3 separate regions of the Homo sapiens genome follow, and all the other regions are linked to region 1. A link is a contact called in ENCODE Hi-C data. All regions are on one chromosome and are shown on one strand. The core of a region is the stretch at or near the end of the contact, and the rest is flanking DNA. Distances in the headings are between cores, read along the strand shown.

The links. A loop is a pair of places that touch in the nucleus more often than their neighbours do. Pooled maps may share reads with other maps.
Region 2: a pooled map shows a loop between it and region 1 (8-fold over the local background). The contact joins the promoter of TIGD6 here to the promoter of ANXA6 in region 1. A Hi-C loop is called at or near these places in 1 of 168 maps with a recorded cell type or tissue (naive thymus-derived CD4-positive, alpha-beta T cell), 1 of 37 single-sample maps with no recorded cell type and 7 of 50 pooled maps.
Region 3: a pooled map shows a loop between it and region 1 (4-fold over the local background). The contact joins the promoter of GRPEL2-AS1 here to the promoter of ANXA6 in region 1. A Hi-C loop is called at or near these places in 5 of 50 pooled maps.

What each region holds. Positions count from the first base shown.
Region 1 is chr5:151,156,529-151,160,851 of GRCh38, reverse strand. ANXA6 (annexin A6) reads left to right here and starts at 3,073. Exons shown (of 26, transcript NM_001155.5): 1 at 3,073-3,172. RefSeq lists a silencer at 2,201-2,260 and an enhancer at 2,056-2,912.
Region 2 is chr5:149,998,384-150,002,864 of GRCh38, reverse strand. TIGD6 (tigger transposable element derived 6) reads left to right here and starts at 2,211. Exons shown (of 2, transcript NM_030953.4): 1 at 2,211-2,391. HMGXB3 (HMG-box containing 3) reads right to left here and starts at 2,126. Exons shown (of 20, transcript NM_014983.3): 1 at 1,686-2,126. RefSeq lists enhancers at 1,232-1,311, 2,199-2,987 and a silencer at 2,392-2,471.
Region 3 is chr5:149,355,149-149,359,723 of GRCh38, reverse strand. GRPEL2-AS1 (GRPEL2 antisense RNA 1) reads left to right here and starts at 2,082. Exons shown (of 2, transcript NR_132366.1): 1 at 2,082-2,199. It overlaps PCYOX1L (prenylcysteine oxidase 1 like), which reads right to left and starts at 1,678. Exons shown (of 6, transcript NM_024028.4): 1 at 1,568-1,678. The coding sequence starts at 1,655. RefSeq lists silencers at 1,439-1,648, 1,669-1,828, 1,849-1,898 and an enhancer at 1,624-1,918.

The sequences.
Region 1 (4,323 bases), core at 1,824-4,323:
TTCAGTGACCCTTTAAAAAATATGTCTTGGCCAGGTGCGGTGGCTCACACCTGTAATCCCAGCACTTTGGGAGGCCAAGGCAGGTGGATCACCTGAGGTCAGGAGTTCAAGACCAACCTGGCCAACATGATGAATCCCCGTCTCTACTAAAAAAATACAAAAATTAACTGGGCATGGTAGCAGGTGCCTGTAATCCCAGCTATTTGGGAGGCTGAGGCGGAAAGAATTGCTTGAACCCACGAGGTGAAGGTTGCAGTGAGCCGACATGGCACCACTGCACTCCAGCCTGGGCAACAGAACGAGCCTCTGTCTCAAACAAACACAAAAGTCTTATCCAGAATATAAAAAGAACTCATATAACTTAACAACAAAAAAGACAAAAAATCCAATTTAAAAATGAGCAAAAAGCATGATTAGATATTTTTCCAAAGAAGATGTACAAATAGTGGCCAATGAGCACACAAAAAAGATACTCCACATCATTAGTCAGAAGGGAAATGCAAATCAAAAACACAATTATAGATGCCATTTCATAATGACTAGAGCACAAGTTTTTTGTACTTTTGTTTTTTTGAGACAAGTTCTCACTCTGTCGCCCAGGCTGGAGTGCAGTGGTGCAATCACGGCTCACTGCAGCCTCTACCTTCCAGCTTCAAGGGATCATCCCACCTCAGCCTCTCCAGTAGCTGGGATTGCAGGCATGTGCCACTACCCCTGGTTAATTTTTTGTAGAGATGCGGTTTCGTCATGTTGTCCAGGCTGGTCTCAAACTCGTGGGCTCAAGCAATTCACCCACCTCGGCCCTCCCAAAGTACTGGCATTACAGGCATGAGCCACTGTGCCTGGCCGGGTACAAATTTTTAAAAAATAAAATACAAGTGTTGGCAAGGACATGGAGAAATTAAAAGCCTCATACATGACATGGCTGATGGGAATATAAAATGTTGCAGCCACTCTGAAAAAATGTTTGGCAGTTCCTCAAAAACTTAAATGTAGAATTACTATATGACCCAGCAGTTTCATTCCTAGGTAAATACACAACGACAATTGAAAACAGGTACTCAAATAAGTATTTGTATGCAAATGTTCATTAGCAGCACTATTCACAATCAGCAAAAGGGGGAAACAATGCACTATCCATCAACAGATGGATGGATAAACAAATTATAGTGTACTTATACAACGGAAAATTATTCAGCCATTAAAAGGAATGGAGTGCTGGACCGGACACGGTGGCGCATGCCTGTAATCCCAGCACTTTGGGAGGCAAAGGCGGGTGGATCACCTGAGGTCAGGAGTTCGAGACCAGCCTAACTAACATGGTAAAACCCCATCTCTACTAAATACAAAAATAAATTAGCCACACGTGGTGGTGCATGCCTGTAATCCCAGCTGCTCGGAAGGCTGAGGCAGGAGAATTCCTTGAATCTGAGAGGTGGAGGTTGCAGTGAGCCGAGATCACGCCATTGCACTCCAGCCTTGGCAACAAGAGCAAAACTCCAACTGAAACTAAAAAAAAAAAGGAATGGAGTGCTGATACATGCTACAGTGTGGATGAACTTCAAAAACATGCCACATGAGGCCAGGCACGGTGGCTCACGCCTGTAATCCCAGCACTTTGGGAGGCCGAGGCAGGTGGATCACCTGAGGTCGGGAGTTCAAGACCAACCTGACCAACATGGAAAAACCCCGTCTCTACTAAAAATACAGAATTAGCTGGGTGTGGTGGCGCATGCCTGTAATCCCAACTACTCGGGAGGCTGAGGCAGGAGAATTGCTTGAACCCAGGAGGCAGAAGTTGTGGTGAGCAGAGATCACGCCACTGCACTCCAGCCTGGGCGACAAGAGTGAAAAAACAACAACAAAAACAAACAAACAAAATGCCACATGAAAGAAGTCAGACAAGAAGGGTTGCATCTCATGTGATTCCATGTATATGAAATATCCAGAATAGGCACATCCGCAGAAGCAGAAAGCAAATTGGTGGTTGCCAGAGACGAGGGGTAAGGGAAAGTTAGGAGTGACTGCTCAGTGGGTATACTGTTTTATTTTTCCGTGAAGAGAATATTTTGGAACTAGATAGAGGTGGTGGATACACAACATTGTGTCTGTACAAAATGCCACTGAATTGTTGACTTTAAAATGGTTAATTTTATGTTGTGTGGATTTCATCTACCCAAAAATAATACCCTTTCTTTGCTCAATATCCTGCAATGGATCCCCAGTTGACTCAGAGTAAAAGACAGCGTGCCTTCAAGGGCCCCGGAGGTCCCACCTGATTGGGTCCCTCTTATCTCTCCTCTCCCTCCCACTCACTCCATTCCAGCCACACTGGCCCCCCTGCTGATCCTCGGAGGCGCCAGGTGGCCTCCTGCTAGGAGCATTTGCTCCAGCAGTTTCCTCTGCCTGGAACACTTTCCGCAGGTATCTGTCCAATTCTTCTAACTTCCTCATCTTCTCCTTACCAATCCCCTGGGGACAATAATTCTCAGTTTCCTCTGTATTCTCAGTTTATCAATTTTTCCTGTTCTAGCGCTGGATTACAACTGCTGGTCTCCCTGCCTGCCTTCCCTGCTTCCCAGAGCACGAAGAAGCTTGCCTCCGCAACCCACTATTTGTGTGACCTTGGTCCAGGAACTGGACTGGGCTCTCCTCCTGAAAGTGGGTAAATAATGTCACCGACCTAATGAGGCTGTTGAGGCATGGAATCTGATCAGGCAGATAAAGTGCCCCTGGCAAACCTCAATTTTCTGTTTCTCAACAAAGCTTTGGCGACTTATAAGAATTTGCGGGAAAGTGTCCAGAACCCGGAGTCAGGAGCCCTGACTTCTAGCCCTGAAGGGCCGCGTGACCTTGGCCAAAGCCCCTAATCCTTCTCAGTCTCAGATCCGGGGGCTGGAAACTGAGGAGGTTCTCCCGGCAAGCCCCTCGGGCTAGTGACATTCTAAGATTCCAAGAGCTAAGGAGCTAGAGGGGTGGGGTGGAGGAGGGAGGCGGGCGCGCCGGATTGGCCTCTGCGCGCCACGTGTCCGGCTCGGAGCCCACGGCTGTCCTCCCGGTCCGCCCCGCGCTGCGGTTGCTGCTGGGCTAACGGGCTCCGATCCAGCGAGCGCTGCGTCCTCGAGTCCCTGCGCCCGTGCGTCCGTCTGCGACCCGAGGCCTCCGCTGCGCGGTGAGTGGGCTGAGGCTGGAGAGGGGAGTCGCTCTGGGAACCCCTTCCCGGGGGCTGCAGGGACACAAGAAATAAGCGCCCAGTCATCGGCTGATGGGTACCCCCCGCCAGGAGCAGGGACGGGAGGGCGCGGTAACCCGAGAGTGTCGCAGACTGGGTGTGTCTGGGGAGCGCAGCGGAGCAAATCTGGGGTCGGGGCGGAGAGGCGCGGGCGGAGGGCGCCCTGGCTAGGGGGAGGGGAGGGAGTCCCGTTGCTGCAGAGGGTCTGGTTGAGGGTCCTGGGCGCCGGAGCTGAGCCAGGGGCTGGTCCTGCCGGCCTTAATTTGGGGGGGCTCAAGAGACTTTGAAGGTCCGGGGTTGGGGTCAGCTGGACGCCAGTCAAAGGACCCGCAGAGAAGGGTGTGGCTGAGGCCCAAGACTGAGAGCAAGAGCGTTGGACCCTCCAGCTGCTTATAAAATGGCTTGTGTGTGGTGTCGGGGGAGGGCTGCCTGCGTGCAGAGAGCTGAACGTCCGGTCGTACATACCTCAGGGCCTCATTGGACCCCATCCCCTTTGGGCCACTGCTTGTCTATGAATGCAGTCTCCCAACGGGGCTCCGAGGCCTCCTATGGTGAGGCAGGGGCACTACCCTTCTTTCTGCATCCCCTAAGCGGTCTAGGCCTTCCCAAAGTTTGGGGGCTTCAAATAATTCCCCATATACCAGCATGGGAGCAAAATACCCTGAATCGGAATCCCAGCCCCTGTTGCAGTGTGACTTTGGGCGGTGGCTTTCCCTCTCTGAGCCTGGATTTCCTTCTCCAAGTCCATAGTTGAGAAACCCAGTCTCTTTCAAAGGAAACAATGGCTTTGAAAACTGATTTATTTGTCAGCTGTATGGAATGATTGCAGGTTTGGGAGTCTTGATTATAGATTTGGGAAGCCTGGCACAACCCTTGTAGGCCCTACAAGGGGAAAGGGCAGGAGGTCCTTTGGGACAACTAATCTGGCCACGGCTTCCTGCCTCCTCCTTCCTTTCCCTAGATTCTAGTGGGTCTTCTCTGACAATTCCAAATTTGGACATATGGCTCCCGGGTTTGTGAAAGGACTCTGGTTTCCCCCCAAGAGTCCGCCCTTTTCCCTCCATTATTCCTTCCCCCTTGCCCAAAACATG
Region 2 (4,481 bases), core at 962-3,461, 1.2 Mb after region 1:
CCTGGCCAATTGTAATTAACTGAAATAGCAACATATGCTAGGAGCTAGAGACAGCACAGATCTAAACAGTCATCTGACCAACCAACATCAGCTCTCTGGTGCTGGGCTAAAAAACAGAGAATCTACTAACAGCTTTTATGTCTAGGAAAAGAGGCATAAAAAACTTAATAACCAGTTCAAGAAGAGTTAGTTTTTTTTGTAGCCAAGTTCTAAATTGGACTTTTACCACAAGTCTCAATCCTTGGAGGGAGAAAGGCTCACAGAAACCACTTGAATTTTACAAGAGGAAATAACATAGTTGCCCCTGAAAATCTGTCAGGAGGAAATTTAGAATTCTGGGAAGAGGCAGTTGTGGTGGTAAATATGGGACTGATACGTGCAGTACAAAGCCCACACACCTCTCATTTAGACCTCACTCCACAAATAAGGTATAATGAGCACTGCATGTGGAGTCAAGAGACCTAAACTCTAACCTTATGATCTCAGAGAAGTCTATTCCACATCCTAAATTTCAACTGTTTCTACTGTGAGAAAAGGATGAACCCAGTGGCTCCTAGTCTTTTGGAGGCAAGAATTCTTTTGACAATGTTGCGAAAGCTTAAAAAAACAAACAACTACAACAACAAAAAACCTCTCCTAGAAATTGCAGACACACTGTATTTCACCTATAATTTTCAGGATATACCCCAGGTAAAGCACACATTATTCCTTAGGTTCTTCCTAGTTCTCTGTCATCTCTAAATGATTCCTCTTCCTATTAAAAACAAAAACTAAACTAACAAAGAAAAACAAAACAAAAACCTACATTCTAACTGCCATAGTGCAACCCAGGAAGAGAACACAGTCTACAACTTGGCTGGGTAAGCAATAGGCCAGTAAAGGATAAGGGAAGCAGTAGTTCAAATCAAGGCTACGTGGGGACTGCGCTTTTTTGCCCTGAATTGACTTCTGGGCGGCTGAAAGCCTTGTGGAGAAGGGCAGTAACTGCAGGAGAGCATCTGTAATGAATGGCATATAGGGTACTAAGCACCCTGCGCAAAACGGGTTAGGAAACACTCATTACAGCCACCTTGGGCTGAGGGCAGGAAGACAACACCCTACGGTTTTGTTTGTTTTATTACCCTGTTCTAAGCCTGAGTACAAGTTTGTTATCAGACTCGAGGCAGCAGTATAGCAATGCAAAAAAAGGCAGGACAATTTAAGGTTAAAAACGAAGGGCTCTAGAGGACAGAAAATCCGGGTTCTAGTACAGACTACACCAGTCGCACCAGCACGGGGACCTCTGACCTTAAGCAATCTACTTACCCTAAGTCTCCGTTATTTCATCTGTAAAACAGAGTTAAGGTCAATACCTGAAATATGCGAGACACTTTCTCTGTCCCATCAGATCCTCCTTGGAATCTCACGAGATTGCCTTTGAGGGCTCAGCCATGGGCCACAGTTTGACTCTGGGCTAGCTCCTTTCCCTCATTCTGGGTCATGAATGAAGCAAGAGCCAAACCAGACAAAGTCTTGGTCAAGCTAAGACGTCTGGGACATCCGAATGTCCCATACGGATTGCGGAAGGAGGACACTAAGGCTCAGTGGCCCTACTTTGTGGAAGACTCAGTAGAGGCTCAGAGAGCCGCAGCATCCAACTCGAGGTCGCCCAGCGGCTCGGCGCGGCCCTCGAAGGCGGGACTTACCCGGAGGAGCGTGCAAGCTGCGCCGCTCACATTCCCGGAGGCGCTTGGCCCGGCGGCTGGACGAGGGGGATGGCTGGCGCACTCGCGCTCCCCGCTGTCGGCGAGAGGCGGCTCCAGTCGTGACAGCAGCAACAAGGAAGTGGAGGCGAGGGCTCGCGCGCGCATCCCGGGGGCTGAAGGAGCCCCGGCCCCGCGGCCCCGCCCGGCGACACACGGCGCGGAGTCGCGACAGCCCCTCTCGCTTCCCCTCCTCGGAGTCGCGATATGGGGTCCTGAAGGGCAAGAATAGGAGCACAGGTTCGCTCCGCAGGCTCCTCACCGATGCCTGCCGAGGGCCCCGGGGGTCAAGCCCCGGGGAGCTCGAGGAAGACGGCAGGGACACGGTCGTCACCGAGGCACCGGTTTGGCGGCTGCACCGGCAGTAGCGGCACACCACGGATCGCCAGGGAGACCCGTCCCGGCGGCCCTCGCGGCGCACCGGAAGCGGTCGGCAGCGCGTGACTGCATGCGACCCCTGGCGCAAGCGCAACAGCCCAGCCCTAGCTTGGGAGCGGACCCACACGAACTGCTCAAAGGCTTGGAGCGGGTCTAGTAAGGCGAACGGACTGCTTCCGGCCAGAGGTCCCGGGCGGAGGAGGAAGCTGTGGCTGCCGGCGGTGGGACGCCCCGGCCGCTCAGCCCCCGGGCACTGCTGTGGGGCGTTCAGGTAACAGGGGCGGGGCTGTGCTGAGCGTGAGGGATCTAGGCCCCGCCTCACCTTTCAGAGCCACGTCGGGCGCTGGGAAGCCTACAATACCACCCTCTCCTCAGCACGACGTTCAAGGCCTGACCTCAGCCTGTCTCAGTCTTTCCCTCTCATTCAGGATCGGGTTCATACGTAGTGCCGCATCAAGTAGCGCCTTCATCACTCCAGTGATCTGCCCTCAATCCGTCTCTCCCACTGGCCCACGAATAGTGATGGTAGTGAGTTCCTGGAGTGACTCAAGCTGAGCTGAATGACCGTATGGAGAGCTTCCGTAAATCAAATAGGGATTGGATTGGATTGTCCTTTCTCTCCAGTGTCACAAGTTGTCCACATTTGTACAAGTTCCCGCACAACCCTCACTGTATTCCAGTCTGCCTACTTCTCTGCATCTACCGCCATCACCAACCTTCTAGCCACCATCATCTCCTGCCTGGACTGATGTAGTTCTCCCCACATCCCCTCTACAATCCATTCTCCACGAAGCAGTCAGATTGATCATTTTGCACTGTAAGTCTGATCAAGTCACTCCCTGCTTAAAACCCTCCAGTGTCTCATTCACTTAAAATAAAATTCAGACGTCTTAGCTTGACCAAGACTTGTCTGATTTGGCTCTTGCTTCATTCTCTTTCTATGTCTCCTCTCAATATTAGTAGTTCCCAGAACCAGCTATATAGCACTCTGTAGTGTTTGGAGTGCTAGCTTTGTTGTGAGCCTCCTGGGTTTGAATCCCAGCCCTGCCACAAGTAAGCAATATTAAGCAAGTAAAGTGCTTAACAAATGAGGTTTACGCAGTAGATCCTCCCACCTCAGTAAATGGCACCATCATCTGCTGGATTCCTCAGTGCTCAAACCAGAAACCTGGGCGTTATCCTTGACTCCTCCTTCACCTCACATCCGGTCCAGCACAGGGCTTGCAAAAACATAGCCCCAGACTGACTACTACTCACCATCTCTCTATTACTACTCTAATCCAAGCCACCATTATCTCATGTGGACTCCTGCTTTTTTCTCTGATACCCTTCCATTCTTTACACAGCAGTCATCTCTCCTTCCTTAAAATCCTTCAATAGCTTCCTATTGCACTCAAATTAACATCCAAACTGTATATGGCCTACTGGTTTAGCCTGCTTTTATCTTCAGATTTAAGGCCATCTCTTAGGAAAATCAACTTTACCCATTAGGTTCTCTACCCTGCAACCAAAAGACTATATTGTAAATCTGATCATGTCATTCCAGAAAAACAAAACCAAAAAACCGTCAAAAGCCTCTTAATGCCCCCAAAGCAAGCTAGAAACCTGACTAGGACTTCCTGTGATTTGGTCCTTGCTTTCTTCTCCAAAGAATTTTTTGTTCCTGACCAGGACATTCTATTTCCTATATAGTATTTCATTGCCTTTCATGTTAAATATTTCCTTTCATCTCATGAGTTCCTATTTGTTTATTCTTTAAGGCCCACCATATTATTCCCTCTTTGAAGTGCACTGCCCATCCATGCTCCATTCCAGTTGATTATCTGCACATTTATGTTCCAGTAGTACTCCGTAACCTCTGATTTAGTTTTCACATGCTCTAGTGTTTGTCTTCCCTGGTAGGCTCCTCAAAGGTGGGCACTATGCTCCATTCATCTCTGTATGGCTGGCATCAAGCATACTGCTTAATACATAGTACATGTCATGAATGGATGGATACATGTATGGAGGTGATAGTAAAAATCTACCCTTGAGAAGGGACAGTCATAGCATAAAGTCACAGCAGGTTCTCTTGTCCTTTAAGGATTCTCATGATAAAATGCCTACGAAGGCAATTACCCAAAACTGCTACTGCTGGATCATGTTTTGTTGGACCAGCGTAGGGCAGGGGGACTGTTTGTTTTAAATTCTGAATACTTCTAGACAGGATACACCACACCATTCTCCAAATACTTCAATCCCTGTTTCACTCACTTACGCCACCATCCTGGCCCCTAAAGGCATTTGAGTTTGAAGCACCTATCTAGGGTCCAAGACTTAAATCTGGAAGGACCTTAGGCATCATCTGGGCTTGTGGTTTGC
Region 3 (4,575 bases), core at 833-3,332, 1.8 Mb after region 1:
GGCCAGAAGGGCCAGCTGGGAGGAAGGAGGCAGAGAGCTCCATGTTGCCACAATGCAGCAATTCTGCTGGGTGGAGGTCCTGCTCCTTCCCCAATGGTGAGAAATGTCCTGTCCTGTTGCCTGTTCCTAAGAAAACGGGGAGTGCCCTGCATATTCCCACAGCACACTCTGCTTACTCCTAGCCACACTGTATTCAAACGATCTAAGGACAGAGAGAGAACACATGGTCACTCATGGATACTGCCTGCCTAACTCTTCCACATCCTTCAATGCCTGGCTCAAACTCCACCTTCTCCATGAGGGCTTCTCTGGCTACTCTAGCCTCAGGATTCTCTTTTCTTGGCAAGCACTAAACTCTCAGTCTCAAACTGGTTTCTGGCATGCTTCAGTCTTCTTAACCCTGTATGGCCTGGGCTGTGGTTCTGCTACACAAGAAGCTTTAGCACTGCACTGGACCCTGTAAGTTTGTGATGCTTCTATCAGATGTTCCAGGCACTCCTGCCAACTGGGGTGCATGGAGAGTGGCCTAGCGGAATAGAGTCTTTGTCCTCCCACCCCGAAGCCCAGGATCTCTGCCTGTGGGAATATCACGTGTGAGGGACTTGAAAATCTTCACGAGTCATGTAGTTAAAATGACAGTTGTTGAGGGAGGAAAAAAAAAAGCAACTGTAAACACATATGACACTCTAGTCAATGATATGCACGATGACGTATTTAGTGAGGTGTCCTGATGTCTGCAATTTATTTGGAGATGCATCAAAATGTAGGCTGGATTCGTGGATGTCTAGAACAGTGCGTGATAGTTATGTGACACAGCAAGTATAGCAGCAGTTAATGGCAGAATGTAGGTGGTGGGTATACAGATGACCACTATAAAATTCTTGCTGTACATCTGAACATTTTCAAAATAAAGTATTGGGGAAACCACACACACAATAAACAAAAAGACTGTTGTTAAAAGTTCCCCGTTCTGTCAGCAAATCTCCAGCGGACCTAGTGTTCTGTCTCTGCCAGGACTGTCTCCTATCGACCTGGGGGTGGTTTGGCTTAGATGTTACTTCCAGGAAGCCCTCCCAGGGCCGCAAAGACAGGGTGAAGCGCCCCTCCTCTGCATGCACCGTACTTCCTCAGCTCAGCACGGACTTCCCTGTACTGTGAGGGCTCTACCCCAGCAGGAACTACAGCACCACGTCTGCTACACAGAGAGCCCTCAACCAACCTCTGTGAATGCCATCGCCCAGCCTCTCTGTCCTCTGTCACCCGGGCGCCTAGCCAACAGCCAGGACCATGGCAGATGCTCAGCGACCCTGGACCTCCCGGTGAGATCCGCGGCCAGTCCTGCCCAGGCCTCTTTTCCGTCCTAGGTGGCCCTCTTCACATGCCATGCCCCGGCCCCATCAGGACCTTCCCTGCCGCGTCCCCTTCGGCGCCTCTCCTCCACCCAGCTCCTTTTCCGAGGACCCCTCCCTCACCCAGCCGCCCTCCTATACCCCACCTAGCTGAGAACTGAGAACCCTTTACCCGCCGGCCCTCCCCAGCTGGGAACCCCACCGCGTCCTTCCCGCACCGATTTTGCCCGGCGGGGCATCTCCGCCAGCAGCGGCGGCGGCGAGGAGCGCGGTCAACGCGGCGAGCAGCGGGGCTGCGCGGGCCATGGCGGGCGGCGAGCGGGCAGCACGCCGGATTCAGGCGCTAGCGGGTTGGCGCTCGGCTCTCCGCCCCGCCCCGGCGCCCCACTGGCAGTCCCGCCTTCCTGCCGCGCCAGACCCAGCTCCGCATTGGCCAAGCCGCCGTCCCTCTCCAGCACGAGGCCCTCATTAGCTCCATCTCTCTCGGGGTAGGCTCTCTCATTGGCAGCTTCCCCGTTCCGCCCCGCCCCCCGCATGCGGGCTCCTCATTGGCTGGGTTCATTCTTGCCCGGCGCAGGTGTGCCCGCTTCGGGTCCTCAGCATCAGGACCAGGGCCCAGCTGCGGCAGAGGGATGAAACAGACCAAAGTGAAGCTTTGAAGACCTCGGTTATGTCCAGCCTCTGCGTTATTAGCTCTGTATCTTCTCTGTGTCTGTTTCCTCTATTATAACACAGACGAAGAATCCTGCTCCACCTTTCTAGGTGGTTGTAACCATCTTATGAGATAAGGGAAGCCTTTTGCAGTGTCTGCAAGTGCTGGAAATTGCTGACCAAGCATGCGGCCAGGGTGGTAAGACGCTACCTCATTCATATGCTGACACAAGCCCTATGCTTTCTATACTGCTGTTATTTATGTGTTTGCAGTTTTTATATAGTTAATATCTCTGCTTTCTGCTTCCTAAAAACCAAAAGGCGGGGGAAGGTTTCATCTACTCTCTTTTCAGAAAGGAGAAAAGGAGGGATAAACTCCCATTTTCATCCTCTAAGAAGACAAGAGCAGCAGCTCAGACTTGCTAGTTTATCACGCTGTGAAAAACAGACTTCCTCTGGCAGAAAATAAAGTTAGGGATGAGTTTCAGAATAAAGAAAATCCGGAGGCTGGGGGTGGCTCAAGCCTGTAATCCCAGCATTTTGGAAGGTCAGGCGGGAGGATCGCTTAGGCCAGCAGTTTGAGACCAGCCTGGGCAACATAATGAGACTCTGAGACCCCGTCTCTTAAAAAAAAAAAATTCGCCAGGAGTGGTGGTGCACACCTGTAGTCCTAGCTATTCAGGAGGCAGAGGTGGGAGGCTTGAGACCGGTAGTTTGAGGTTACAGTGTTCTATGATTGTGCCACTGCACTCCAGCCTGAGTGACAAGAGTCCCTGTCTTTAAAAATAAATAAATATATAAAAATAAATGAAATCCATATTTACTCAGTGAGATTATGGCTAAAATAAGAAACTGGGCCGGGCACAGTGGCTCATGCCTGTAATCCCAGCAGTTTGGGAGGCCGAGGTGGGCAGATCACTTGAGGTCAGGAGTTCGAGACCAGCTCGGCCATCATGGTGAAACCTCATCTCTGCTAAAATGCAAAAATTAGCTGGGCTTGGTGGTGTGCGCCTGTAATCCCAGCTACTCGGGAGGCTGGGGCAGGAGAATCGCTTGAACCTGGGAGGCACATGTTGCAGTGAGCCGAGATTGTACCACTGCACTCCACCGTGGGTGACAGAGCGAGACTCTGACTCAAACAAAAACAAAAACAAAAAACTGAAGTGATTCAGAGAATGGTGAAAGAGCTTATAGCTGGGGTTCTAACTCAGCACTGAGACTTAATTTACTTGGGCCAAACTGGATTACTACTAGTAAACTGGTAGATGAATAATCATGCATTTGTCATAATCTTAAACTTTTTTTTTTGGCAATGTTTGTGTCAGGATGCAACACCTTTTAAGTTCATTTCCAAAGGTTCAAGATACTCCCTTAAACAGTTTTTAAAACAAGCACTCATTGACCACTATGTGCCAAATTCTCTTATGAACTTATTCTGATTCTTGTCATTTTTTTGTAGGGTAAATCATGTTAGTGTTCAAATTCATCTTCTTGACTATACTTTGCTTGTAATTTTAGGGTCCTTTGTAACTCTTAAATCTAGAGCTGTTTTTTTCTGTTAGGAAGCCCTTCCAACCCTACTAGCCCATTGACAATGTGTGCGCTCATCAACATTGTAAGAGAGGTTCGAAAGAGCTGATAAGGGAAAAGCAAGTAGGCACAATTCTTGTGGCACAAAGGTGCCAGACTGGGAATGCAGTGGGGTGACTGTATCATTTTATCTGCTGTTGTGTAACAAACCATTAAAAAATGTAGTGGCTTAAAGTAACAGTCATCTGTTTTGCTCACACTACACCTCAGGCAGGACTCAGTGAGATCAGCTCATCTGTTCCATGTGGTATCATTTGGGGCTGCTCCACTGGGTGTGGGAGGATCCACCTTCAAGATGGCTCACTGGCTGGCAAGACAGTGCTGGCTCAGCTGAAAGCTCAACCAGGGCCCTCAGTTCCATTCCACAGGCTACTTCAGTTTGCTCTTGGCACGATGGTAAGGTTCCAGGGGTGAGCATCCCAAGACAGGAAGTGGGGATACCAGTTTCTTAAGATCTGGGTCCAGAAAATGGCAGTGTCACTTCCACTGTATTCTATTGGTCAAGCAATCACAAAGCTCCAAGGAAACTCAAGAATGGACATGGGCCCTACTCAACAAAGGTGTCAAGAAATTCTGGAGCCATGTTTTAAAACTACAGTGAACTTGAGAGCATGGACATCTGAGTGGATAGGAATAAGAATATACTCACTGACTAGCACTGGGAATATGGGACACATGGTTTATGGAGCTACAGTGTACAGACAGTATTGGAAAGATAATGAAAACGCAAGACCAAATCCCAGGGAAGGCTGGCCCAACAGAGGGCCATTCAGCCAGGAGTCTAGGTATATGGAAGCTAGCTGAGAAGCAGAGGTAAAGACAAGGCCAGGCAGTCACAAGGTGGGAAGGACATGGGGAAGCTGAAGGTCAGAACAAGGCCAAGTGTCTGTAATCTGGTTAGGAGAATAGTCAGCAGTAGTCAAAGGAAATAAGACACCTAGAACCAAAAGGCGAACCCAAGAAAACAAGTCAATGCCAGAAAAGA